Linked DNA regions of Homo sapiens: regions 1, 2 and 4 are each linked to region 3. A link is a contact called in ENCODE Hi-C or POLR2A ChIA-PET data. All regions are on one chromosome and are shown on one strand. Each heading gives the region's core, a stretch centred on a gene start or an enhancer-like site at or near the end of the contact. The rest is flanking DNA. Distances are from core to core; before and after follow the strand shown.

The links. A loop is a pair of places that touch in the nucleus more often than their neighbours do. ChIA-PET counts read pairs that join two places held with the same protein, here RNA polymerase II (POLR2A). Pooled maps may share reads with other maps.
Region 1: a map with no recorded cell type shows a loop between it and region 3 (7-fold over the local background). The contact joins the promoter of DHPS here to the promoter of ZNF136 in region 3. A Hi-C loop is called at or near these places in 1 of 168 maps with a recorded cell type or tissue (transverse colon), 1 of 37 single-sample maps with no recorded cell type and 7 of 50 pooled maps. POLR2A ChIA-PET finds 5 or more read pairs at or near these places in 3 of 52 experiments (B cell, HEK293 and activated CD4-positive, alpha-beta T cell).
Region 2: a loop to region 3 is called in a pooled map, with 5 times the contacts of the local background. The contact joins the promoter of RNASEH2A here to the promoter of ZNF136 in region 3. A Hi-C loop is called at or near these places in 1 of 168 maps with a recorded cell type or tissue (GM11168), 3 of 37 single-sample maps with no recorded cell type and 4 of 50 pooled maps.
Region 4: a loop to region 3 is called in a map of CD8-positive, alpha-beta T cell, with 8 times the contacts of the local background. The contact joins the promoter of TNPO2 here to the promoter of ZNF136 in region 3. A Hi-C loop is called at or near these places in 1 of 168 maps with a recorded cell type or tissue (CD8-positive, alpha-beta T cell) and 6 of 50 pooled maps. POLR2A ChIA-PET finds 5 or more read pairs at or near these places in 3 of 52 experiments (H1, activated CD8-positive, alpha-beta memory T cell and activated naive CD8-positive, alpha-beta T cell).

Annotation. Positions count from the first base shown.
Region 1 is chr19:12,680,435-12,683,452 of GRCh38, forward strand. It overlaps DHPS (deoxyhypusine synthase), which reads right to left and starts at 1,446. Exons shown (of 9, transcript NM_001930.4): 1 at 1,126-1,446. The coding sequence starts at 1,332. RefSeq lists cis regulatory regions at 677-1,177, 1,203-1,737 and enhancers at 1,097-1,620, 1,261-1,555, 1,621-2,143, 2,667-3,018.
Region 2 is chr19:12,805,109-12,808,022 of GRCh38, forward strand. RNASEH2A (ribonuclease H2 subunit A) reads left to right here and starts at 1,476. Exons shown (of 8, transcript NM_006397.3): 1 at 1,476-1,692; 2 at 1,900-1,971; 3 at 2,098-2,221; 4 at 2,311-2,398. The coding sequence starts at 1,566. RefSeq lists a cis regulatory region at 723-1,755 and enhancers at 1,200-1,329, 1,530-1,579.
Region 3 is chr19:12,161,713-12,164,704 of GRCh38, forward strand. ZNF136 (zinc finger protein 136) reads left to right here and starts at 1,384. Exons shown (of 4, transcript NM_003437.5): 1 at 1,384-1,494. The coding sequence starts at 1,492. RefSeq lists enhancers at 1,225-1,314, 1,325-1,484.
Region 4 is chr19:12,722,236-12,725,278 of GRCh38, forward strand. TNPO2 (transportin 2) reads right to left here and starts at 1,697. Exons shown (of 26, transcript NM_001382241.1): 1 at 1,534-1,697; 2 at 1,014-1,130. RefSeq lists enhancers at 1-230, 231-848, 647-796, 849-1,467, 1,468-2,084 and a silencer at 57-146.

The DNA.
Region 1 (3,018 bases), core at 196-2,695, 520 kb after region 3:
ACAGGACCAGTTCTACAGGGGACCAAGGAACATCTCCTGTGTAAACTCTGCCCCTTCCCAGACCAGATCTCAAGACACACGTTCAGGATTTGCCCCCACCCTTTTTTTTTTTTTTTTGGACGGAGTTTCACTCTTGTTACCCAGGCTAGAGTGCAATGGCGCGATCTCGGCTCACTGCAAGCTCCACCTCCCGGGTTCAAGCGATTCTCCTGCCTCAGCCTCCCGAGTAGCTGGGACTACAGGCGCGCACCACCATGCCCGGCTAATTTTTTGCATTTTAGTAGAGACGGGGTTTCTCCATGTTGGTCAGGCTGGTCTCGAACTCCCGACCTCAGGTGATCCGCCCGCCTCGGCCTCCCAAAATGCTGAGATTACAGGCATGAGCCACCGTGCCCGGCCTTTTTTTTTTTTTTTTTTTGAGACAGAGTATCGCTCTGTCACCAGGCTGGAGTGCAGTGGCGCAATCTCAGCTCACTGCAACCTCCACCTCGCGGGTTCAAGCGATTCTCCTGCCTCAGCCTCCCGAGTAGCTGGGACTACAGGCGCGCAACACCATGCCCGGCTAATTTTTTGCATTTTAGTAGAGACAGGGTTTCACCATGTTGGCCAGGCTTGTCTCGAACTCCTCTTCTCTTGATCCACCCGCCTCGGCTTCCCAAAATGCTGGGATTATAGGCATGCGCCACCGCGCCCAGCCAGCCCCCACCCTTTTAGGAATCAGAGAGCATCTCCTTTCAGATCCGGTCCCTTCCCCGCTGGGAAAAGCAAATCTAAATTCAAGAACCGCCCAGACTTAGGCTCCTCCTCCCATATCCTCCCTTAATTTGTCTTGCCCCAGGCTCCGCCCATTCCAGAAAGCTTTAAATGTACCTAGAACCCGCCCCCACACCAAGAATCAGTCCTCGCCTCCTCAGGTTACCGTACCAGCATGTAACTACCAGAGTGCAAAATCCCCTTCCCAGGACAGAAACTCCCGCCCAGAATAGGTCCCGCCTTCCTCCAACTATTGGGCAACTCAAATAAAAGACATATCCCCTCCACTGGAAACGCTGCCCCCGTCTAGTACCGCGTTGGTTCTACAAGCCACGCCCCTCCGCGTCCCTAGAAATTCCGCCCGGTCCTCACCATGGCATTGACTTGCTGTACAGCGCGCCCGAAGTTGGTTGCTTGGAAGCCGGTGGTGCCGAAGGCCTCCAGCAGTGCGCGGTAATTCACACCGCGGTTGAAGTCGTAGCCCCGGACCTGGGTGCTTTCGGGCGGCAACGTCGAGCTGTGCTTTAGCACGGCGGCCAGCGCCCCCGCTGGCGCCTCCCGTTCCAGGGAACCTTCCATGCGCCTATAGCCGGCTCTCGAGTCAAAGCTGCCCCTAGGCCGGGCTTACGGCGGCCCAGAAACGCGTTAAACCCCGACGCGCGCGTCTCCGCAAGAGCACAGGAAGTAGGGAACGTGCTTTGGGCGAAAGACCGGAAGTTGGTTTATCACGTGACCATTTTTAGCCCCTGTAAACCAGGTCGCCGCCATTTTTGTGCGTGTGTTCCGTAATACGGAAGCCGCGAGGAGCCTTTAGGCCCTTTCTTTCTTTTTTTTTTTTTTTTTTTTTTTGAGACGGAGTCTCGCTCTGTCACCCAGGCTGGAGTGCAGTGGCGCGATCTCAGCTCACTGCCAGCTCCGCTTTCCGGGTTCACGCTGTTCTCCTGCCTCAGCCTCCCGAGTAGCTGGGACTACAGGCGCCCACCACCACGCCCGGCTAATTTTTTTGTATTTTTAGTAGAGACGGGGTTTCACCTGGTCTCGATCTCCTGACCTCGTGATTCGCCCGCCTCGGCCTCCCAAAGTGCTGGGATTACAGGCGTGACCCACCGCGCCCGGCGCCTTTAGGCCTTTTCTTCCTTTTTTTTTCTTTTTTTTTTTTTTGATACAGGGTTTCGCTCTTGTTGCCCAGGCTGGAGTGCAATTGCCCGATCTCAGCTCACCACAACCTCCACATTCCGGGTTCAAGCGATTCTCCTGCCTCAGCCTCCCGAGTAGCTGGGACTACTGGCATGCACCGCCATGCCCGGCTAATTTTGTATTTTTAGTAGAGGCGGGGTTTCTCCCTGTTGGTCAGGCTGGTCTCGAACTTCCGACCTCAGGTTATCCGCCCGCCTCAGCCTCCCAAAGTGCTGGGATTACAGGCGTGAGCCACTGCGCTTCGGCCTTTACTTGTTTTCATGTGTTCTCGACTTCCCATGAATGAAGATTCTTTTTTATTTTTATTATTTATTTATTTAATTTATTTTTGAGACAAGAGTTACACGCTCTTGTTACGCAGGCTGGAGTGCGGTGGTGCAATCTTGACTCATTGCAACCTCTGCCCCCCTGGTTCAAGCGATTCTCCTGCCTCAGCCTCCCGAGTTGCTGGGATTACAGACACCCACCACCAGGCCTGGCTAATTTTTTATTTTTAGTAGAGATGGCATTTCACCATGTTGGCGAGGCTGGTTCTGCCCTCAGGTGACCGCCCGCCTGGGCTTTCCAAAGTGCTGAGATTACAGGTGTGAGCCACCGTCCCCAGCCAAAATTCCTATTTTAATGCCACCTGCTGGAGACCCACTGCTTGGCCCGGCACTCGCCCATTCGTTTCTGTTCTGTCCCCTCGGGAGGGGAGGATGGTTTTGTTGTTGTTGTTGCTGTTTTGTTTGTTTGTTTGTTTGAGCTAGAGTCTTGCGCTGTCTCCCAGGCTGGAGTGCAGTGGCACGATCTCGGCTCACTGCAACCTCCGCCTCCCAGGTTCACGCCATTCTTCTGCCTCAGCCTCCCCAGTAACTGGGACTACAGGCGCCGGCCACCACGCCCGGCTAATATTTTGTATTTTTAGTAGAGACGGGGTTTCACCGTGTTAGCCAGGGTAGTCTCGATCTCCTGACCTCGTGATCCGCCCGCCTCAGCCTCCCAAAGTGCTGGGATTACAGGCATGAGCCACCGCGCCTGGCCTGCTGCTATTTTTTGATAGGGTCTCACTCTGTCGCCAGGCTGGAG
Region 2 (2,914 bases), core at 226-2,725, 640 kb after region 3:
GCAACAGAGTAACATCCTGTCTCAAAAAAAAAAAAAAAAAAAAAAAAAAAAAAAAAGTGGAGGGGGAGGCGAAGAGGAGTAAAAGGAGATAAAGAGACAATGAACTAGGACCCTGAGGAAGGGGCATGAGCCTGGTAAGGGGCGGGAACCCACAGGCAGAGGACATGAGCCCCAGTGAGCCCAGGGAATAGAAGTGGTGGATGCCAGGCACTGTGGCTGGCTCAGGCTTGTAATCCCAACACTTTGGGAGGCTGAGGCGACCGGATCGCTTGAGCCCAGGAGTTTGAAGCCAGCCTGGGCAACATAATGAGACCCCGTCTCTACAAAAAATACCAAAAATAGTCGGGCATGGTGGTGTGGTGTGCACCTGTAGTCCAGCTGCTTGGGAGACTGAGGTGGGAGGATCGCGTCAGCCCAGGAGGTGGAGGTTGCAGTGAGCCAAGATCGCGCCACTGCACTCCAGCCTGGACAACAGAGAGAGACCCTGTCTAAAAAAAAAAGAAGGCCGGGTGCGGTGGCTCACGCCTGCAATCCCAACACTTTGGGAGGCCGAGGCGGGCGGATCACAAGGTCAGGAAATCGAGACCAACCTGGCTAACACGGTGAAACCCCATCTCTACTAAAAAGTACAAAAAATTAGCCGGGTGTGGTGGCGGGCGCCTGTAGTCCCAGCTATTCGGGAGACTGAGGCAGGAGAATGGCGTGAACCCGGGACGCGGAGCTTGCAGTGAGCGGAGATGGCGCCATTGCACTCCAGCCTGGGCGACAAGAGCGAGACTCTGTCTCAAAAAAAAAAAAAAGAAAAAAAAAAAGTGGGTCGAGGGGTGGGGGTGGGGACATTCATTCTAAGTTGGGAGGAATGAGCTTCTATAGGGAGCAGAGACCCTGAGCAGGAGTCCACCGAGGTCTGTGATCTCCAACGGGGGTGGGGAAGGCTTGGCCTGAATGAGACAGAGGTTAGGAAGCACAGATCTTGCACGGAGTGGAGGTGGGCCGAAGGGAGCAACCAAGAGAGGGAGTTTGGGGACTCCAAATCCAAAAGCCTGGGTTTAGTGGAAGCGGGGCTACCTGGTCCAGGGGACTTAGAATGTGTACAGAAGCAGGGACCGCAAGTACAGGGCCTGAATCCAAGTGGCAGTTGGGGACCCAGTGATGCGGTGACCCGTGTCCTGGGAGTGGGGTGATATTTGACTCTCTAGTTCCCCGTTAGGCTGGGTCTTCGAAGCTACGTCTCAGTTTCCCTCTTATTTCCCCCTCTTCCCACCGGGCCACGCAGGCGGGGCCCCAGAGACCGTGAAGCAGAGCTTGCAAAGTGACCCCGTCCACCGAATTCCCCAAGCTGAGTGTTCGGCCATAGCCCTTCGGGACTACAATTCCCAGGAGGGCGCACGGCAGCGACGTCGGCGTCGGCTGCGTAAGCGTCCACGGCGGCGGGAGCGCCAGGGGCGTGTTCTGCCCGCGGATTGGCCGGAAGCAGGCGCCGCTTCGAGGCCCGCGGAAAACGCGCGCCGAGACCCGCTCCTGCAGTATTAGTTCTTGCAGCTGGTGGTGGCGGCTGAGGCGGCATGGATCTCAGCGAGCTGGAGAGAGACAATACAGGCCGCTGTCGCCTGAGTTCGCCTGTGCCCGCGGTGTGCCGCAAGGAGCCTTGCGTCCTGGGCGTCGATGAGGCGGGCAGGGGCCCCGTGCTGGGTGCGCCCCTAGGGCCAGGGAGGGGAGGGGCGTGGTACGGAGGATGCGGGAAACGGGAGTCGGGATTGCACTGCACCAAGGGAGGGGATGTGGTCGTGGTGATGGCACCTAAAGAAGCAGTGATGATAGAACAGGGATGAATGGCAACTTTCACGGGCTCAGTGATTGGACCCCGGCTGCCAGAAAACTGACACCCCTTCTCCCCAGGCCCCATGGTCTACGCCATCTGTTATTGTCCCCTGCCTCGCCTGGCAGATCTGGAGGCGCTGAAAGTGGCAGGTGAGCCCGAGGTGTGCGTCTGGGGAAGGGATTCCTGGGTATGTGCAGGGGCAGGTGAGAACTGAAAGGGGAGGGCAGGAACTGGGAGAACCAGCTGTTCCCCTTCTCTTCCAAACCTCCTCCCAGACTCAAAGACCCTATTGGAGAGCGAGCGGGAAAGGCTGTTTGCGAAAATGGAGGACACGGACTTTGTCGGCTGGGCGCTGGATGTGCTGTCTCCAAACCTCATCTCTACCAGCATGCTTGGGCGGTGAGGGGTCCCCGGGAGGGGCAGCCAGCATGGGCTGACCAAGCTTTGTTCCTAGAATGAGATTAACTGGGCTCTGTTCCCCACCACAGGGTCAAATACAACCTGAACTCCCTGTCACATGATACAGCCACTGGGCTTATACAGTATGCATTGGACCAGGGCGTGAACGTCACCCAGGTGAGTTAACTGTAAGTTGTCCCCATTTGGTCATCTCAGGATAAAATGGGGACAAAACAGGAGTTCGAGACTGCAGTGAGCCATGATCATGCCACAGCACTCCATCCTGGGTGACAAAGGAAGCCCCCCAACTCAAAAATGGAGGCAGGGCGCAGTGGCTCACGCCTATAATCGCAGCACTTTGGGAAGCCGCGGCGGGTAGATCACCGGAGGTCAAGAGTTCGAGACCAGCCTGACCAACATGGTGAAACCCCGTCTCTACTAAAAATACAAAAATTAGCTGGACGTGGTGGCAGGCGCCTGTAATCCTAGCTACTCAGGAGGCTGAGACAGGAGAATCGCTTGAACCCAGGAGGCAGAAGTTGCAGTGAGCCAAGATTGTGCCATTGCACTCCAACCCGGGCAACAGAGCAAGACCCTGTCTCAAAAAAATAAAAAATAAAAAATAAACTAAAAATGGGAGACCAGGCGCAGTGGCTCACGGCTGTAATCCCAGCGTTTCAGGAGGCTGAGGCA
Region 3 (2,992 bases), core at 134-2,633:
TAGAGTTGCTGCAGTCAGGCTGTAATTTGTATATATGAAGAAAATATGTAAAGATCATATTTAGAGACTCATTTAGGTAGCGTTCCAGAGAAATGGTTTATGAGCTAGAGAGGTTGGAATTTCAAGGGGCCTAAATTGACCACAGGTGAGAGTTTTCTGCTGGTGTAAATTATTAAGGTATTGAAGGAGGGAGCGTTCCCACATTGTGATGCTGTGACAGGAGGGCATGTTGAGCTCCCAGAGTTAAATCCTTAGGTTTCCTGCCTCATCATCAGGGTCTAATGTACTCTGTGGCTCCACTTCAGCAGTCACTGACTCTTAAGCTTGGGAATATGTTCTACCTTCTGAATTCATCTTTTCCTTTTTAAATGTTCTGAAGTGCCCTGCTTATCTGAGCTAGTTCAAATTTTCGCTTTACTTCCCTTTTGATTTCTTTACAGATTACGGAAATAGAACTTGTTTTTCCATGTATTTAATAATTTTATTCACTTGTTGGCAGTTTTTTATTTTCTTGGGTGAAAATGAGTAGATTGATTTGGGAGGCGAAAGTGGGAGGTTCACTTGAGGCTAGGAGTTCAAGACCAGCCTGGACAACAAACGAAATCCCGTCTCTACAAAAAATTAAAGAATTTGCCGGGCTTGGTGGCATGTACCTGTAGTCTCTACTACTCAGGGGACTGAAGCGGAAGGTTCGCTTGAACCCAGGAGATGGAGGCTGCAGTGAGCTATGATCATGCCATTGCACTCTAACCTGGGTGGCAGAGCTAGACCCTGTCTCAAATAAATAAATAAAGTAATAAATAAGTAAATAAAGTAATAAATAAGTAAATAAAGTAAAAAATAGAGAGAGATAAAGAGGTATGGTATGAGAAAGCCTTGGGCACGCTTCCCATATCCTCATCCCAAATTTCCGATCCCTGGGAATATCACGCCCTTTCTTCTGTTCCAGTCCTGCCTGGAACTCCCTGCGCACACCTGTGACTCCTCATGCAAGAGGTAGATGAAGAAATGACCCACTGAGTACAGGAAGTATCTCCTTTGGTAAACCCGGATTAAGTTCTGCTAAAATGCAAGTATCTCCCATCTCCCCATCCCCCGCAGACCAAGTACAGTGAAGGGGACGAGGGGAAGAAGTCCACCCTGCGTTTGAGGGCTGGGGCCAAGACCCCTCATTCCCGCTTCACTCATCTATGCTTCACATCTCCTGTCATTCACATCTGTCAAGATGCAGGGGGCAGAGCCCGAAGCTGTACCCAATCAGGGGCACCGGGGAGGAGCTCTGCGATCGGTCCAATCAGGCGCGCCGTCGGGGACGCAGCTGCAGACGTTCAACCTTCTCGCGGGATTTTCATTTCTCGCGTCTGCCGTACTTGGTTTCGCTTCGCTAGTCCCAGAGGCCCAGAGTGGCTCGCCTGGAGTCTCTGTGGCGCGGTTTCCTGTACCTGCCTTGGGATCCGGAGGGAGGAAGCTGGGACACCCGGGAGTCAGGAAATGGTGAGTGTGTCGGGCCCTGCGTCCCGAGACAGGGAGGAGGGGCTGGTTGGACGACCGGAACTGGCTGTGGCGCGGCCCGGGCCTTCCCGTGGGCGACTCTGGGTCTGCGTACCGAGTCCCTCTGGCGCAGCTCAGCCCTTGGTACCCTCGGCCTCAGGGTGGGGCTGGGCCGGCAGCCGGGACCCCGGGCGTCCTCGTCCCGCCCTGTGCCGCGATTGCGGCCCCGGCCCCGAAGACCCAAGTCTCTTCAGATTGTGCGGGGCCCACGCGAGGGTCATGGGGTGGGGGAAATCCTGACTTGTGCGTGGAAGGAGCTGTGGTGTATGAGGTTCCCAGTTCCTTTTCTCTCCACAGAGGACACCCGTTTTTCCCTGAGTTTTCTAAGTGTATGGGATGCAGGGTCCCAAATCCTCACTCTGTCCCCCAGCCTGCTGTTTCCAGGGCTTGCAGTAAATCCCCAAATTTCCTGTTCTCTTTTCGCTTTTCCAAACGCCAACCTCTCCCCTTCCATTCACGACATTAGCAACCGTTTCTCCTATATTCTACATTTCAGATATTGTGCTTTCATTGTTTATTTTTCAACAAAGCAATGGATTACTCTTTCATCAAGGTTTGTTTTCTGTTCATAGCCTTGACACTCCGCTGTAAGAAACCTTTGTGCTTGTCCTTTTGTCTCCTCTATGCACAGATACCTCATCAGAATGTCTTTGAGTTGAGGTTCCCCTTTGGAATCTTTACAGGGTGATATGCCTTCAGCGCCCCCTCCTATTTATTTTTTCCTGGTTCTGGGTTTCAAAACTGTCTGGGGCTGACTCAAGCTGCCCACAGCTGCCAAGTCTCTTGGAGGATCTAGTGAATATTGGGTCTTGGGTGAGTCTTCCTAGAGGACAGTTGAAATAGAAGGCTGGGAGAATGCCCTGGGACTAGGATAAATCTAGCATACCCTGCTTCTAAATAGCCAACCTCTGGGGGCACTCAGCTTTTCCTCCCCCAACCCCAGTTTCCATCCTTTGGAGACACACTGGTGGTCAGCCAATCAGATGCTGGTATTGAGGATTGAGAAAAGAAAATTTTTTGTGTGTTTTGAAAGAGTCTCGCTCTGTCGCCTAGGCTGGAGTGCAGTGACGTGATCTCGGCTCACTGCAACCTCCATCTTCTGGGTTCAAGCGATTCTCCTGCCTCAGCCTCCCCTGTAGTTGGGACCACAGTTTTGCGCCACCACTCCCAGATAACTTTTTTTTTTTTTTTTTTTTTTTGAGACGGAGTCTCTCTGTCGCCCAAGCTGGAGTGCAGTGGCGTGATGTCGGCTCACTGCAACCTCTGCCTCCCGGATTCAAGCGATTCTCCTGCCTCAGCCTCCCCAGTACCTGGGACTACAGGCGCATGCCACCACGCCCGGCTAATTTTTTGTGTTTTTAGTAGAGACGGAGTTTCACCTTGTTAGCCAGGATGGTCTTGATCTCCTGACCTCGCGATCCGCCTGCCTTGGCCTCCCAGA
Region 4 (3,043 bases), core at 447-2,946, 560 kb after region 3:
TCTTGAGGAGCCCCGACATGGCCTGGCTCCGAGGCCCCACCCCCTAAGCTCTGCTCGGTTCCCCCCTCCCCCGCCCGGCCCGTTCTAGCTGCCAGGAGGATCGGGCCCAACCGGCTTCCCGGCCTTTCCCGGTCGGGCGCGGCCCCGACGCCCGGGCCGCGCGCGGCGCAGGCTCGGTGCCCGGCGGGGGTCGACGCAAGCCGGGGCCAAGAGGGTCGGGCTCTGAGTGAGGCCCACTTACCCGGCCCCGGGCAGCAGCGGCGGCAACTCGCGCTGCGGCTTCTCCAGAGACTCGCGCGGAAGGAGGGAGCCAAAGAGAGAGAATTAAAAAAAAAAAAAAAAAAAAAAAAGAAAGAAAGAAAAAAAAAAAAGAAAAACGCGGCCGTAGGTGAGCCGCCGCGGCTCCCGTACTCCGTTCAAACTGGTCCCGCCGAGCCAATCGGAAGGTTCAACCTTCACACGTGCCCTGGCACTTGGGAAACCCGGGCTGAGACAAGGTCCGGTCACGTGACCAAAGAGTTGCCGTTTCTTTGGCCTCTCTAGCCAGCCGGTCCTCCCAGTGTCTCGTTTTCCCAGCATCTTTCACTGACCTGACCGCAAGCTCTTTAGCTGGAGCCAGGAGTTTGGTAGCGCGTGGGGACTTTGTGTGTGATGGATCCAGGAACCCCTCGGCCAGAGCCAGCACCCTCCTTGTCACCTTCCTCCACTAAAAATTGAAATGTGCCTCCCTTCCCCCATCCAGAGGTACTTGGGAGGAGTACGCTGTGTGTGCGCAAGGAAAGAGCTGAGCGTGCTCTTTATACCCCAGAGACAAAGGAAAGAAAGCAGGACAAAGTAAGTGCCTGAGACAAGCCGGGTTCCTACAGAAGCCTCTGCCACTTTTTGCATTATTTTCCAGTACTGTTTGATAGTTTTTACAAGGAGATGAAAAAGCCACAAGGATATAAATTTTTGAATAAAACGAAATGAACTAATAAAATAAACTTTGAACCACGCCTAATCCCTTTCCCTACCTGAAGTTGAATGAGGTGGAACAGCGCAGGAAATTCTGGCAAGGGCAGGGTCATGAAGAAAGAAATCTTCTTGATCCTTGCGACGTCTGAAGACAGTAGGGCACCGTTTTTCCTTCTCTTGAGAGAGGAGCAGATGGTAAAAAGCTGGAGACCCTGTAGCGTCTTGGTTTCCCCTCCCTGCCCTGCCGATAACAAAGTGGGAGACCTCCTGCCACTTGAAGCCTCAGTTTCCCCACTTGTCAAATGGGTATAAGAGCAGTTCGCGCGATTAGAGATCATCCAAGTTAAGCATGACCTGGCCAGCTCTGAATTGTTCCTTAAAAACGTGGCTTTACCCTCCAAGGCTCAAGGCTGTTCTTTTACTGTATTCAGCCCCTCCCTAAGCCGATATTTAATGAATTCACCAGCTCTAATCCCAAAGAACAACCCACCCTGCCCTGAGGAACTTTTTGACCCTCGAGAGAGGCAGAGGTCAATTTTTGCCCCTGCCTGAAGGAGGGGAACAGCTATCTCAACCCACTTGCCGTAGGCAAAGTCAGTCCCGGCTCCGTTCATTCATGAAAATCAAGTCCCGGGCCTCCAAGGTTAGGGAAGTGTCGGCAGGCGCCTAACTCCACTCGGAGAATCGCGGAAGACACCCTAAAGGAGCAGTTGGGATTCCGAGGTAGCCAGTTCCGCTGGACTGAAACCTGGGCTGAGAAACACGTGCAGAAAGCCGCCACCAAGGCATGCGTAAAGGCCTCCCTCTCCCCCACCCTCCGATAAGCCCTGGAACTACAAATCCCGTCCTGCCATGCGCCAGGGTCGCCGCGCTTTGGGGTTTTGGCTGAGACTCAAATTGGCAGGAGGGTCTCTAGACCAACCGAGGTGCATGGGGAGCAGAAGAGTGAGACTGGGGAGCTGGGGCTGGATTTGGGGGTTCCTGGAGCGAGTGTGAACGATAAGAGCTTTCTGGTCAAATTTGGGGGCTGCCCCAGATAAAGATCAGATGGGGAGCGAGTTTGGGATGCAGGAGACAATTTGTTAAGGTTCACCCCCTTCATATAATATGGCAAATTTTCAGCGGCCCTCCGCAAGCCTTGGGGCAGAACAAAGTAGCCCCTGCTGCATGTGTGGTCCACATTGTTGGCCCTTGTGTGGTCACGGAATTTTTTCTTCCTCTCCAGCTGGTGAATTTGAGTGTTGAATCAGGACAAGGTTTTGGGTTTTTGTTGTTTTGTTGTTTTTGTTTTTCTATTTCTTTGTTTTGTTTTGTTTTGTTTTTGAGACGGAGTCTCGCTCTGTTACAAGGCTGAAGTGCAGTGGCGCGATCTCAGCTCATTGTAACCTCCGCCTCCCGGGTTCAAGCGATTCTCCTGCCTCAGCCTCCCGAGTAGCTGGGATTACAGGCATGCGCCACCACGCCCGGCTAATTTTTTTTAATAGAGATGGGGTTTCACAATGTTGACCAGGATGGTCTTGATTTCTTGACCTCATGATCTGCCTGCCTTGGCCTCCCAAAGTGTTGGGATTACAGGCGTGAGCCACCGCGCCTGGCTTTTTTTGTTTTTTTGTTTTTTGAGATGGTGTCTTGCTCTCATTGTCCCGGCTGAAGTGCAATGGCTCAATCTCGGCTCACTGCAACCTCCGCCCCCGGATTCAAGCGATTCTCCTGCCTCAGCCTTCCGAGTAGCTGGAATTACAGGCGCCTGCCACCACGCCAGGCTAATTTTTTGCATTTTTAATAGAGATGGGGTTTTGCCATGTTGGCCAGGCTGGTCTTGAACTCCTGACCTCAGGTGATCCACCTGCCTCGACCTCCCAAAGTGCTGGGATTACTGTGCCCGGCCCAGTTTTCCTATTTCTTTCTTTCTTTCTTTTTTTTTTTTTTTTTTTTTTTTTTTTTTTTTTTTTGAGACACTGTCTTGCCCTGTCGCCCAGGCTGGAGTGCAATGGTGGGATCTCAGCTCATTGCAACCTCCGCCTCCGGGATTCAAGCTATTCTGCCTCAGCCTCCCGAGTACCTGGGACTACAGGCACCCGCCACCACA